Regions from separate parts of the Homo sapiens genome. Here all the other regions are linked to region 1. A link is a contact called in ENCODE Hi-C or POLR2A ChIA-PET data. All regions are on one chromosome and are shown on one strand. Each heading gives the region's core, a stretch centred on a gene start or an enhancer-like site at or near the end of the contact. The rest is flanking DNA. Distances are from core to core; before and after follow the strand shown.

Region 1 (4,661 bases), core at 1,113-3,612:
TTCTCAACACAAATGCCTCACACTCATGGCTTTCTTCCCCATTCCTCCTTCTTCACACAATCCCATCCTAGTTGATTCCTGCTGCTGTAACAAACTATCTTAGACTTAGACTAGGTAATTTACAAAGAAATTTATTTCTTACAGTTCTGGAGGCTGGGAAGTCCAAAATCAAGGCACCAGCATTTGGTGTCTGGTGAGGGACTTCTTACTCCATCTTCACATGGCAGAAGGGGCAGTGTGTCCTCATATGGCATAAGGCAGAAGGGCAAAAAGAGCTGAGTTAGTTCCCTTGAACCCTTTCACGAGGGCCCTAATCTCATTTCCGAGAGTGGAGCCCTCGTGGCCTAATCACCTCTGAGAGGCCCCACCTCTTGATACTATCACATTGGGTCTTAGGTTCCATCATAATGAATTTTGGGGGAACACACAGATTCAAACCATAGCACCCCCTTCCTAGTTTTCTTATGTAGACTTGCGAGAGGGATACAAGTGGCTAATGGTAGAAGGAGCTACTCGTTACCTCCTAACCAGTCTGGGTGGGGGTGGCTTCCAGGGACCTCCAGGGCTTGGTGGGTCTCCTTACAATGGAAGATAGTTCACACCTCTTGTTTCCAGCTATGGCCCTAGTGCCCATTTAGGGATATCAGGAGAAGGACCACTCAACATCCTTCAGCAGCCTTCAACAAAAAATGGGCAAGCTTTAATAAAAGAAAAAAAAAAACAAAATATTTTCACCACAGAATCCAAGGCACAAATCTGTTTGTCAGGGATGAGTGAGACTATGTATATCTTTTGTGTGTAGACACAGAAATCCTCTCCTGACCAAAAGGTTCAGCTCCTGCGTGAGCCGGTCAGGAAGAAAGGGCTAGTTCTCCAGCTGAGGAAATCAAACAGCTGTTTAGCGGCAGGGAACGGCTCCCAAGGCTTCAAGACCCTGACACCTGAGGGGGATCATCTCAAAAATCCTCAGCTCGTGGAAGATTTTATTTTCCCCATTATCCAGTCCTCACTTACCCCCAACAGTCAGTCAAGAAGCCACTAACTGGAGGACAAATTGGAAGGACATAAAGCACAAACAGTTCAGAGAAGTCGGAGAGGCCAAGAGTTGTTATCAATAGAGTAGAGGTTATTCTCTTAGTGATTTTCAGAGTAAGCCCCTAAGAAGATGGGAATTTCATTTTAAACTTAATAAAGAATAGAGGACTACTGTATCCAGGGGGCTGACTGTGTTCTCTCCCTTCACAGCTCCGTGCATCCAATAGTTGGCCAGTGAACCAATGACTTTGCAGTCCCTACTGTTTGCAATGTGGAGACAGACAGGAGAGCCGGTTCCCACCCCTAGACTGCTGGGAGGGAAGACACGCACTCCAGTAACAATGCCCAGCAGATACAAAGCATATTGGCACAGTACCTGGCTATAAGAATCACTGAATAAATGATTTTATACCAAACTGATTTCAAAGGTTTTATATCAGAGTACCCAGAAATGTAAACCAGAACAAAAGTGCCAAGTTAGATGCACAATGGTTACAAGGGAAGGGAGTGCCGAGAGCAAGCTGATTGTGGGCAGGATGTGGGGGGCGGGGCAGCCAACTTTGAGTTGGAACGCTGGAGTTACAGTGTAGGGGTTCTGCCTCCCACAGAAAAAAATTCAAGGCCAGGGGAGCAGATTACCAATCTTGTGTCAGCTTTGTGGTCAGAAGGAGAAGTAGCGTTCTCTCAGTCCTGGAAGGAGGAGGCATACCAAGAATCCTTCTTAGAAGACTAGAAAAGATGTGGGCTCGTATTTTATCGTGAGGGCCAGGAAGATGGCAAATGGAGCCTACCAAGGACCAAAGTTTGCTTGGTTTCATCTAGTGTCTAACTGGATCAAATAAATCTAGTGCTAATAAATAACAGCTACATCATTACAATGGAACAATCCTGAGACAGGCCAATGTCTTTCTCCCCATTTCTCAGATGAGGAAACTGAGGCACAGAGAAGCTATGTGACTCGCCCATGTTTACATCATTTGTAAGTGGAGCCGGGATTCAAACCTGGCCCTATAGATTCAGAGCCTGTGCCCTTAACCACATGGCTTTCCCACCTGTGGTAAACTAGAGAGTTCTGCATGCCCAGACCACTCAGAGAAAGAGGCACCTCCTCTATGTGCCATGCTATGTAGTGATCCACAGCAAAGCGTAGGGGAAAGAATTGGAGGGATAGGCAGGGAAGGTCGGGAAATGGATTCCTTCTCTGCAACCAGTCATGGAAGGAGCATTTCAGGTTGATGTCCGCGATTTTCAGGAAGAAAAGAGTACCTTCCTTCCAGGTCACTGCAGTTCCCAAAAAAATCCTCGCTCTTGCCCAGCTGCCGGGGCAAGCCCTTTTGGCGAGCTGCGGATAGGGTTGAGGCACCACCTAGTGGCTTAAACTGAAAATACTCCCAAATGAATGTCCCTGGTGAAAGGAGGCAAGAGGGGAAATCGTGATCGCCCAAGGCAGGAAAAGGGAATCGAAAGCAAAAACTACTCATGCTCAAAGCCTCCTTTCTGCATTCCCCTCTAGCCTACAGCTACGCATCATTAAAAGATGTCCTTTTTATGCCAGCCTGGTCAAGAACTATTATGTTGTTGTTCGGGTTTTTTTGTTTTTGTTTGTTTGTTTTGTTTTGAGACGGAGTTTCGCTCTTGTTGCCAAGGCTGGAGTGCAATGGCCCGATCTGGGCTCACTGCAACCTCCGCCTCCCGGGTTCAAGCGATTCTCCTGCCTCAGCTTCCCGAGTAGCTGGGACTATAGGCTCGTGCCACCACATCTGACCAATGTTTGTATTTTTAGTAGAGACGGGGTTTCGCCATGTTGGCCAGGGGTCTCGAACTCCCGACCTCAGGTGATCCGCCCACCTCAGCCTTTCAAAGTGCTGAGATTACAGGCGTCAGCCACCGCGCCCGGCCAGGGTCAAGAACTTTTATGTGAGGGAGGTTAGTAGGTCAGGTCAATGGATTTCAACACCCCCAAAAGAACTGTAGTCTAGATTAGGCATGTGAATAAGGAGAGTTAGGGAAAGGAGGGCAGATAGGAGATTCAGTCTGAGGGGAGAGGTTTAAATACAGCTTCTAGAACTCTGAGCAATGTTCATACATTGGTGTCAGGTGCAGATGAGGCTGTCAACTGGTGAAGTCAATTCAGGATGGTTGATAAGAAGGGTTTGTGCCAGGGTCCAACCTCAGGAAACTAGGCAGCTGATTGGGCTCCCTCACTCCACCTCTAGAAACCTGGGGAGATGGGGAAATTTCAAGCATTCAAAGGATCAGACAGGAGAGGTGGAAAACAGACAAAATCAGATTCAGGAAGTGGCCAAGTTTAGTGTCAATTTATGCCAGGTTGAATGATGGTCAGTCTGTACAGATTTGGTCCCAAGTCTGTTCAGGTTAGCAGCGTGCAAGGTGTGATGGAACCCTTGACCCTGCAGGCATTGATATTCTGTTATGTTTTCTAAGAATGATACTCTAGATGTTTCTCTCTGCCCCTGGGCTTTGTTACATCTGCTCTCCAGGCACCCCAGCCCCAGCAACCCCTCAGTATTCAGACCAAGGCAGAGGATGGCATTTCTTCTATTTGACCATCAAGGACTTGCCCTTCGGGCATATCAGGACTGACACTGCAACTCACTCCTTCACCTTTCCTTTAGCCTCTGTAACTCAGCTCCCTAAAGTTTCAGGCTCCCCTGCCCCGTTCTCTCTTTTCTATTTTGACTCACCTTTATTTTCACTTTTTAATGTTGACTCTATCCTTGAGTGAAGTGTGACTTCACCTTTTGTTCTAAGCTGAGCTCAGGGCTCAGTCTCACTAGCGGTCAGATGGTTTTGCTGGTCAGAGTCGTGTCAGGAGCCTCTCCACTTGATCTCAGATTCCTGCCACAGCTGCCAGACTGCTGTTTCTCCTTATTGCAAAAGCTCAGGCCATTGAAGAGCTCCCTAAACTTATGTAGGCTAAAGGGATCTCCCTTGGGTCTTTATTTATTTATCATACAGAACTGATCATCCCCAGGGATCAATGAATGAATGAGCCTTCCTATGTCTATATTAGTGATGTATTTATGTCATAACATACTTAACATAGTCGTGTTTCCAATTGTATATGCCTGAAAGGCTAAACTGCTGTAACAGGCCCTGAGTTACAGTGTCTTCAAAATAAAGTTTATTTATCTCTCATGTTACAGTTCAGAAAAATATCAAGCTATTTTTCTGGACTCAGTCATTCAGTGACTCTTCCATTTTATTTCCTCACCACCTTTCAGAGAATTTCCCTATGTTCAGTAAATATTTGAGCACTTACTATTTAAAAGGTTCTGGGTCACATTTTACAGGAGATAGGTAGTTCAGCCTTCTCAGAACTCAAGATCTAATGGGAACACAAAGCAAGTAAAGGAATAAGTACAGTTGAGAGAAGAAAAACAAATACAATAGAGAGATCTGCAGGGATCAAATGAGGAAGGAATCACCTTCAGTTCAGGGACAACAGGAAAGTCTTCACAGAGGACATGTGTATAAGATAAGATTTGAAGGATAAATAAAATTTTAGTAAACAACAGAAGAAAATGTTACCAGTGGAGAAAACAGTATGAACCAAAGTTTGAGGATTAAAATATATATAGAAATGCTCCTAAATGTCCATCAAT
Region 2 (4,661 bases), core at 1,219-3,718, 930 kb before region 1:
CACTTTGGGAGGCCGAGGCGGGCAGAACGCCGGAGGTCCAGGAGTTCCAGACCAGCCTGGCCAACATGGCAAAACCCCGTCTCTACTAAAAATGCAAAAATTAGCCGGGCATGGTGGCGCACGCCTGTAGTCCCAGCTACTCGGGTGGCTGAGGTACAAGAATCACTTGAACCCAGGAGGCGGAGGTGCAGTGAGCCAAGATCATGCCACTGCATATCACCCTGGGAGACAGAGCGAGATGGGCTAACTGGATTAAAATAAGCATCGGTTTCATTAAAAAGGACTAACTTGAAGATAAATCTTTTGACTCTAGCTCTTTAGAGGATCTAAAGTGACCTTGATGGACAGTGGAAGAAATCACAACATGGAATTCCTTGAGTAAAAATTTATCGACTTAAAAAAAAAATCCAATTCTGCTTTTGGGAACAGTGAACCAATAAACAAAAGACAACGCGTTCCCCATCCCGGAGACTAATGAGACTCAGCAAGGGAGGGAAACAACAGCAAAGTCTGTCATTTCTTACCAACAAAAGGAAAGTAATCAATTTGACTTTCAGTTAATTAATCACAATTTCAAAAAAAAAAACAAAAGGACAGACTCAACGTATTTTCCCTACACCCAAATTAATTACATCTATTCTACAGCTACTTCTGAGACTCTCCTACATACTCTTCCATGTGTGGGGATACAGGAGTGAACAAAACATTGTATGTGATTCCTAAGGTCAAGAACTCAACGTTTTTTCAATGCCACAATCAAATTCTGTCTCATTTAAATAAAACTGTAAAGAATGCCAATGTCTATTCATTCCTTGCTAATAATATACCAACTGTTTATTAAATTCCATCATATATAAAAAAGCGATTAAGCAAAGAAAGTCACTGCAATCGTCTTTACAGCATACGATTAACTTCAAAAGGAGTGTTTTACATGTTGCTGTATTTGAAGGAAAGTATTATTAATCTCTGGAAGATAAAGCACACTGGGGAAAGCAAAGAAATTCTGAAAATAAAAAACTGCAATCCTGAATATTAGTCTCCTTTCTCAAATCCAGTGATGCTGTTTTGGCAAATGGATCAAGCCATTATTTATCCAGCAACATGAACGGGGTAATTGTTCCTTCTTAGCTCCATCAGTCATATAAAAGAGTATTTAGTGTTCTAAAAAAAAAAAAAAAAAAAGAAGTATGCTCCTTAAACAATAGATTACAATGTCTATGTCAAAGTACTCGTTTATCAAATAAACCCTTATTATCTTAGACTTTTATATTTACATCCTGCCAGTCTTAGTGCCACAAGAATGCCATCGAGTTCCTCAGCAACGTGTCTTCCACCAAAATCTCAAATGTATTTTAAAATATATTTTTATGAAGTTGACTTTTAACACATTTCCAACCTAGTAACTACTCTTTAAGGAAAAAAAAAAACCACCAAATATTGGGAATGTCTGAAGAAACATGACATCTGTCTAGGAAGTGATGTAGTCTGTTTAAACTGAAAAAAAAAAAAAAACAAAAATGCACTGCCCCCTTTCAAAGTTAGTCCGGGAATTGAGTTTAGAATCCTTTAAAGGAAAAGAGGGATATCATGTACTGAACTTGTCTGGTGGGGTCTGAGACACTAAAACTGAGCGGCCTCAAGGGCCCGAGAAAGTTACAGGGCTCCGAGAGCTGCAACAGCAGCAGGTAGAGCTGCGGCCGGGAACCGCGGCCCTGGCCTGGCGGGTGCGAGCGGCGGGAGCGACTGGCGCCCCAAAGCCTGTCATGCAACATCCCCTTTGCCACTGGGGCGGAACGCACGCTCTCTAGTAATTTAACACCCCTCCTTTCAAACTGGAGGCCGGGGAACAAGTTCTAATAAATGTAAAATCGAATTCTACCTACGCTGAATATCTGGATTTTCAAACAACCCTTGGGACCATGCCAGCCCGGGCCCGGGGCCCAGTCCAGGCAGCGGGAGCCCACCGTCCCCAGGGCGCTGGGGGTCCGACACCGGCGCTGAAGGCAGACTCCGCGCCCCGAGGAAAGGAGAATCCCGCGGCGGCGAAGGTCGACTTTGGCCCGGCCAGGCACGTTCGGGCCGCGGCTCAGCCACGACTCGGGCAGGGCCTCGCGGCCCCTACCAGCCCCGGGAGGAGCCTGGCCGGCCGGGCCGTTACCACAGTGGCGCCTCGGCCAGCTGGGCGCGAGCGGAGGCGCGCCAAGCCCTGGCGGCGGCGCCACGGCCGGGCAGCACGGGCCCCGCAACTTCGCGCCGCCACCTTAGCGTCTCCGGAGGAACCGGGAGCGGGGAGTGGGGGAAGGGAGGGCGCCGCGCCTTACCCGGAGAGCGGGCGGCTTCTGCCCGCCGGCGTGTGGCTGGGGCGCTGCGCGGCGGCGCGGCTGCGACAGGGAGGGAGAAGCGGTGGTGCGAGCGCTGGCCCGCGGGAGACGAGAGGCGCCGCCGCCACCGCAGACAGCTCCGCAATATGGCCGCTCGGCGCCTCCGCGGGAAAAGGCGGGGCTGCCCGGCGCCCCCCCGCCTCCCCCTGCCGGCCGGCCGTCCTCGCGCCGCGGACTGAGCGCCAACGCCGCCGCTGGGGGCCGCCCCCGCCCCGCCCCTCCCGCAGGCTCGCAGCCGCAGGCCTGGCTCCGGGCGTGGCCGGGGGTCGCGGTCTGGGGCCGGCCAACGCGAGGTGGGTGGCTGCGGGCTCGGGAGCGCCCAGGGAAATAGGGCGAATGCGCCGGAGGGTCGAGCCCTTCCAGAGAGCGCTGGGCTCCAGCTAAACCTGCGGTCGAGGGAAGCGGAGCCGCCCAGCCCAAAGCTCGGAGTGTGCCCGCCGCCTCCCCAACGAGTGGAAACTTGAAACTCCCGCTGGTGCCAGCAAACTCACTGAGGGCGTTGCCGTCGCCCCCAGAGGAGGAATTCTTCCCAGAGGGAGCCGGGGACCAAATGAAGCGTGAGACTTGGCTGTTAGGTTTGAAGATCCTGGACTGGGAAGGAGAAAAGGGCCTACCTGAGCGGAATTTAGATTTGCAACAAAGAACGTTTACATTATTTTGGCAGGTTTTAGCCAACTAGAAAAACTTAATTTTTCAGCGACAATTTTCAAACTTCACCAAAACCTCAATGGATAAGACCCCAAATCAGGAGTGCAAATTTTAATCCAAGCAAGGATGTGTGATAATTTTTTATTACCAACGACATGCTTTGGCAGTTGGAAGGAGTTGGTTAGCAAGAAAAAGTTGGAAGTAGGGCCCCAAAGAGCCGCCAAACCTACATAATTCTAGATTTAGAGAAAGTTAGGCATTCGATCTTAAGACTAAGTCTAGCCCACTCACTTTAGTTAGTGGCTGGGATGAGACAGGAAGCTCCTGACTTCTGGATCAGTCTTCTGTCATCTAATCCATGCTGAGTCCCCTCAGTATTGTCTGCTGGGATGATTCAGGGAGCAAAACTTGCTATGAGTATACAAACAGCAAGCGCACAAAATCAGATTCGCCTGGCTTGCCCTGTTTGCAATACTTTTTTTAGCTTATCTTTTGTGAACAAACTTTAGATTCAAATAACAAAACGCCTGAGTATACTTACTTTTATAGGACAAATAACTCCTATACTTCCTGCCTTAGCATTTACCTTAGGTGAGACAGTAGCTTTTCCAGGAAATATCTGCAAATCACTTTCACTAGCCTGCCTCTTCAGTGAGTTTCCACTATTGCCCTTTGAGACCTCTCCGAACAATTAAAAGCCCCCAAGAGACTCAAGGGTTAAACTCAAGGGCCTTTAGATAGCAAATTCCTCAAGGATGGGAACCAGGTGTGTGACTTGCGACCAAATAGGTTCTTGTGGTTCTTAGGGACCACCAAAAGATCACTCCTTACCTCTCCCTAGGGTGCAAGAATTATCCTGGTTATTGTTCAGCCTACCACATCAGGTTGCAGGCATAGTCAAAGTATTACGTAATACTTCCCATGAAGTAGGTAAGAAAAAAAAGTATTATGTAAATTCCTACATAGTACACTAATCAAATGAAATTATATAACACACTTTTGCAACTGAAAGTGAAGGATTCACTGTTGTTGGTCAGGTGCCAGACACTGGTGTGAAATTCTTTTACATGACTGTCTCTTTTAATGGTTACAAAAACCCTCTGGGATAAATACTATTATTGACCCTTTAAAAAAAATCGATGAATAAGACAGCTTAAAAAGAGGTAAGTAATTTCCCCAATGTAACAAAACTAGGAAGTGGCAGAGCAGTGACCAAACCCAAATATATGTTTGACTCCAAAAGCCTTGATTTTATCCTATCTTCTGCAACAGCAAACAGACCAAAAATTGCAACATTTTAGTTGGGTATCCTATTAGTAAATATTTAAGTGAAAGATAACAGTCAAGGCTGGTGAGATAAAAAGGGTACTCTCAGACATGGTGAGTGGGAGTGTAAACTGAAATAATCTCTTTATAAAGCTATTTGGCACTGTGATTCAACCCCTAAGAACTTTCATGGCAGGGCATGGTGGCTCATGCCTGTAATCCCCGCACTTCCTGGGAGGCTGAGGCGGGCAGAGCATGAGGTCAGGAGACCGAGACTATCCTGGCCAACATGGTGAAACCCCGTCTCTACTGAAAATACAAACCTCAGCTGGGTGTGGTGGCACACGCCTGTAATCCCAGCTACTT
Region 3 (4,661 bases), core at 713-3,212, 860 kb before region 1:
AAGTTGCTTCTCATTCTTTCCTTTTCCATCTTCCAAACACTTATTGAAATCCTTTTCTGTTATTCTCTTTATCTTTATGAATTTTATCGTTTTACTTCCCTTAACCGTCATTGTGATGGCTTGGGGAGTGTATTAGGTTCCAAGGGCTGCTGTGACACATTACCACAAAATTAGGGGCTTAACACAACAGAAATTTATTCTTTCACAGTTCTGGGGTCCAGAAATCTAAACTCAGTTTCATTAGGCCTAAATCAAGGTGTTGGCAGGGCCTCTTTCGGCTTCTGGTGGCTGCTGGCATTCCTTGGCTTGTGACTCCATCACTCCAGTTTCTGCATGATCACAATTTCCTCCTCCTCTTCTGTTGGTACCAAATCTCCTTCAGCCTCTCTCCTATAAGGACACTTGTGATTGTATTTAGGGCCCACCCAGATAATTCAGGATAACCATCCAAAGATCCTTGACTTAATTACATCTGCCACGTACTTGCCACATAAAGTAACATTCACAGATTCTGGAGATTAGGATGTAGACACATCTTTGGGAGCCATTATTTAGCCTACGACAGGGAGAGAAGATGAAAGCATATGGTCAGTCTACAATATTTAATGGGGGTTCTTTCCGTGTTTTCCTCTAGTGCCTTGCAATTTCCTTTTAGCATTTCAATCTTTGATCTAATTGGAATCTATTTCAGAATGGAGCTTCCTTGTTATCCCAAATGCCAATTTTTAATTTTATTATTTTATTTTATTTTTTTGAGATGGAATCTTGCTCTGTCACCCAGGCTGGGGTACGGTGGCACAATCTCAGCTCACTGCAACATCCACTTCCCGGGTTCAAGTGATTCTCCTGCCTTAGCCTCCTGAGTAGCGGAGATTACAGATGCCCACATCCAAGGTGGCTAATTTTTTTTTCTTTTTTGTATTTTCAGTAGAGATGGGGTTTTGCCATGTTGGCCAGGCTGGTCTTGAATTCCTGACCTCAAGTGATCCGCCCATCTCGGCCTCCCAAAGTGCTGGGAGTACAGACATGAGCCACCATGCCCGGTTGCCAATTTTAAAATATTTTGTCTTTTCTCCCTGGATATGAAATAAAAGTGATTAGGTCTTAAGATAAAAAAATTAAAACACATTTATTTTCCTGTAACATGCAAAAATGCAAAAAAAAAAAAAAAGAAAGTAAAATAAAATAGATATAATTTTGGAGAAATTGCCTTTGCTCACTGTGGATTCTGGAGGGTGTGAGTGATGGACAGGTCCATCTGTGCATGGAGAATGGAAAGCCCCTTCTCCAGGATCACCCTTTACCTTAGGAGAACACCTCAGCTCCAGGCACCAAGCAGGAGTATCATAGGCACTTAGCTTTACTCCTATAGACAAATAAGAGTGGGGAGACTATGTGGTAAGGAATGATACCCTTACACTCTTTCCAGCCCTTCCCAGTCTTACAAGGAGTGACACACTTGGTGGCCTTCAAGCCTGTCACTGCAATTCATGCAGTGGGTGGTAAGAGGACAAAGCACGCTAGGTCCCTGATCCGACCTCCCAGGGATGACAGGTCTGGCTACTCCTCAAACTGAACCTGAAAGAATGCAAATGGTTCAAGTTTTCACCCTGATTCTGGCACACCCCGAGGCAAAAATAGCCATTTGCCTTCATACGAGCTTCTGTGTAGGCTGTGAATAAGGAGGTTTCTATCTCAGCTTTCTTTTTGCTCATTTAAAGACAACTGAGAGTACGACAGGGTAATTGTTTTGTTTTAAAGCACTGTAATTTAGTTCCTTTCTGGACCTTCTATGTATGAGTCATTTTCTGTAGCAGTACTAAGAGATGCAAATAGAAAAACATTATTTCTGAAAGCTTGAGATTTCAAGCTGGGCCTTTTATTCACATTCTCTTGCTAGTTTTAGTTTTACTTGTGACATTCATGTTATTAGAAGAATGACACAATTTCAATCACATTTTTGTCCCATGTACTAATGTAGCAAACAATTTCACAACCTTCCCTTTCTTTTACATGTGAGTCATTATCATTTGGTTTTGTTCTCCTTTACTCCTGAACTCACTATCTCCTGATCACATGTATACACATTTCTCTGATATCCTAGATCTTTATGGGTGATCAAGATTTTTGTATATTCTGTTTTGTTGCTTTCATACCCGCTAGTATCCTTTTTAAGTTTGACTCTTTTATACTTTGGGAGATGCCAAACAAATACTTCAGGAGAAAGGAGGCAGTGTGTTGAAAGGAAGTTGACAAAGCAAGAAGAAAAGAAGAAGAAGATATAAGGAGGAAACGTAGTGGCTCTTAAACAAAGATCTTGCATCTTTTCCTTCTTTAATTTTTTTTTTTTTTTTTTTTTTTTTTGGTTTGAGACAGAGTGTCACTCTGTCATCCAGGCTGGAGTACGGTGGTGCAACCTTGGCTCACTGCAACCTCCACCTGCTGGGTTCAAGCGATTCTCCTGCTTCAGCCTCCTGAGTAGCTGGGACTACAGGCGCAGGTTACCACGCCTGGCTAATTTTTGTATTTTTAGTGGAGGTGGGTTTCACCATGTGGGCCAGGCTGGTCTCGAACTCCTGACCTCAAATGATCCACCCACCTCGGCCTCCCAAAGTGCTGGGATTACAAAACAGAATTGCTTGAACCCAGGAGGGAGAGGTTGCAGTGAGCTGAGATGGCGCCACTGCACTCTAGCCTGGGCAACAGAGCGAGACTCCATCTCAAAAACAAACAAACAAACAAACCAAACCCAACTTTGAACCCAGAATCAGAAAGCAGATTTAATTTGGAACTCTATAGAATGTCTGCACATGAACAGATGCCATAGCCGTAACAAAAATTAGGGCCACAGCCACTTTTCTTGCATCTCCTCCTTCCTCCTTTTTTCTTTGGCTTTCTTGTATAAACCTTAGCATAAGGCATGGTTGCTTGGTTTACAAAATATTTGTTTATGAAAGTTGCAAAGGTGAGAAGAGGGATTTCAGAATCAGAAAGACTGGGTTTCAAATTTTGGCTTTGCTCTGTGACCTTTGGCAAATTATATAACTTCATTAAGCTTCAGCTTTTCCCTAGTAAATATTTGACTGATGAGAGGTAAATGAGAAAATGTGTATAAAAATCTTAGTATAGTGCTTAGCATTTCAAGCAACCCAGAATATCAACTAATTTGTTAAATGAATATTTCTTGAATATTTACTGTATGCTGAACTGTCTGCCAGGTTGAGGCTGCTGTGGTGAATTGGACAGGAAAGATTCCTGGCCTTGTGGAGCTTGCATTCTGGTGGGAAAAACAGACAATAAACATGTAAACAAATCAATAAAATAACCAGATGGTGAGAAGCCCTGAAAGAAATAAAAAAAAAAGTGTGTTATTAAGAACAGCAGGGAGGATCTGTGTCCTATGCTGGGGAAGTCAGGGAAGATTTCACAGCAGCCTGAAGAATGAGAAAGAGCCAGCTGTACTATGAGCTGTTTAAGACAGAGGAAATTGGGTCACTGGCTTAGAGAGAGATTGGGTTCTACTCACTGTCAGAGGCCAGCAGTGCAAGGTTCCTCCTTATCTTCTTATGGCCTGTGTCCTTCTATAGCCCTGGCCACTGAGAATTGGCTCAGACTGTGACTGTGACTTGCTGTCCTCAACTTCCTTATCCAACTGAAATTGGATGGTCCATCATAGTCACCCTCTTGAATAGATCCCAAACTCCCTTGTCCTTTTAATTGTACTTTAAACTCACTTGGCCAAACTCCAACCCTGGTTAAATCCAGCTCTCTGCCCTACTCCATGTCTTTGCCCATTGAGTATGGTGGAAGAATAGCCCACAATCTCATTGGCTGGTTCTATGGTCTGAATGTTGGTATGCTTTCCAAAATCATAGGCTGAAACTTAATCCTCAATGTCATAGCATGGAGGTGGAGACTTTGGGGGAAGTGATTAAGTCATGAAGACTGCCTTCATAAATGGGATAATGTAAAGGAGATTAAAAGGAGGCTGTTTGCTCCCTTCTACCATGTGAGAATGCAGCAAGAGGTACCATCTCTGTGCAATGAGCCCTTACCAGACATTGAACCTGCTGGCACTTTATCTTGGACTTCCCAGCCTCCAGAACTGTGAGCAATACATTTCTGTTGTTTATAAATTACCCAGTGTAAGATACTTTGTTATAGCAGCACAAATGGACTAAGACTAAGGACCTCAGTTCCACTTTAAATTCGCCGAGGTCGTTATGCTACCAAGCAATCTTATGAGATTCCCCTGTTCCCTCTCTCTTCTACTCTCCCTACTCCAGGTTCATGAAGAGAGGGGTTGGAGTATCATGATCTCTACTCCCCCTCCACCAGGTAGATAAGAGAGGGGCAGCTCTGTGAACCCAAGCTTGCCTAGCCCCAGCTCCCCTTCCTGCCACTCTCTCTACTCAGATCCTGGTCATTCCATTCTTCAAAGCTCAGCTATTCTCTCTCTTGAAAAGTGCCCTTTTTCCATCAAACACATAAAACCTGTTCAAAGAACTAAGGCAGCAGGTGATTCTTGGCATCCAACAGGAGCTTACAACAAAGGGTGGGAGTATGTAAGACAGGATCCTTTTTTTATCAGTTGCCCCACTAACCTTGGGCAAATCACAAATTTCCATCTCTGAGATGTGCTCTGATGATGATGTGTGGGA

Evidence for each region. A loop is a pair of places that touch in the nucleus more often than their neighbours do. ChIA-PET counts read pairs that join two places held with the same protein, here RNA polymerase II (POLR2A). Pooled maps may share reads with other maps.
Region 2: a loop to region 1 is called in a map of B cell, with 6 times the contacts of the local background. The contact joins the promoter of RDX here to the enhancer-like site in region 1. A Hi-C loop is called at or near these places in 2 of 168 maps with a recorded cell type or tissue (B cell and chondrocyte) and 6 of 50 pooled maps.
Region 3: a map of MCF 10A shows a loop between it and region 1 (12-fold over the local background). The contact joins two enhancer-like sites. A Hi-C loop is called at or near these places in 5 of 168 maps with a recorded cell type or tissue (A673, CD4-positive, alpha-beta memory T cell, MCF 10A and 2 more), 4 of 37 single-sample maps with no recorded cell type and 20 of 50 pooled maps. POLR2A ChIA-PET finds 5 or more read pairs at or near these places in 1 of 52 experiments (CD8-positive, alpha-beta memory T cell).

The regions. Positions count from the first base shown.
Region 1 is chr11:111,228,174-111,232,834 of GRCh38, forward strand. No RefSeq gene overlaps it. Among named protein-coding and RNA genes, the nearest start is that of POU2AF2, 15 kb to the right of the region's middle. Within about 2 kb of position 2,363, at least 7 of the 41 ENCODE cell types and tissues checked have a DNase peak (open chromatin) inside an H3K27ac peak, as active enhancers do.
Region 2 is chr11:110,294,146-110,298,806 of GRCh38, forward strand. RDX (radixin) reads right to left here and starts at 2,469. Exons shown (of 14, transcript NM_002906.4): 1 at 2,322-2,469. RefSeq lists an enhancer at 1,566-2,438 and silencers at 1,652-1,711, 1,842-1,941, 1,952-2,001, 2,052-2,851.
Region 3 is chr11:110,371,614-110,376,274 of GRCh38, forward strand. All of the region lies in intron 2 of LINC02732 (long intergenic non-protein coding RNA 2732), which reads left to right. LOC107984385 (a long non-coding RNA gene) reads right to left here. Exons shown (of 2, transcript XR_007062885.1): 2 at 171-556. Among named protein-coding and RNA genes, the nearest start is that of LINC02732, 19 kb to the left of the region's middle. Within about 2 kb of position 1,963, at least 3 of the 41 ENCODE cell types and tissues checked have a DNase peak (open chromatin) inside an H3K27ac peak, as active enhancers do.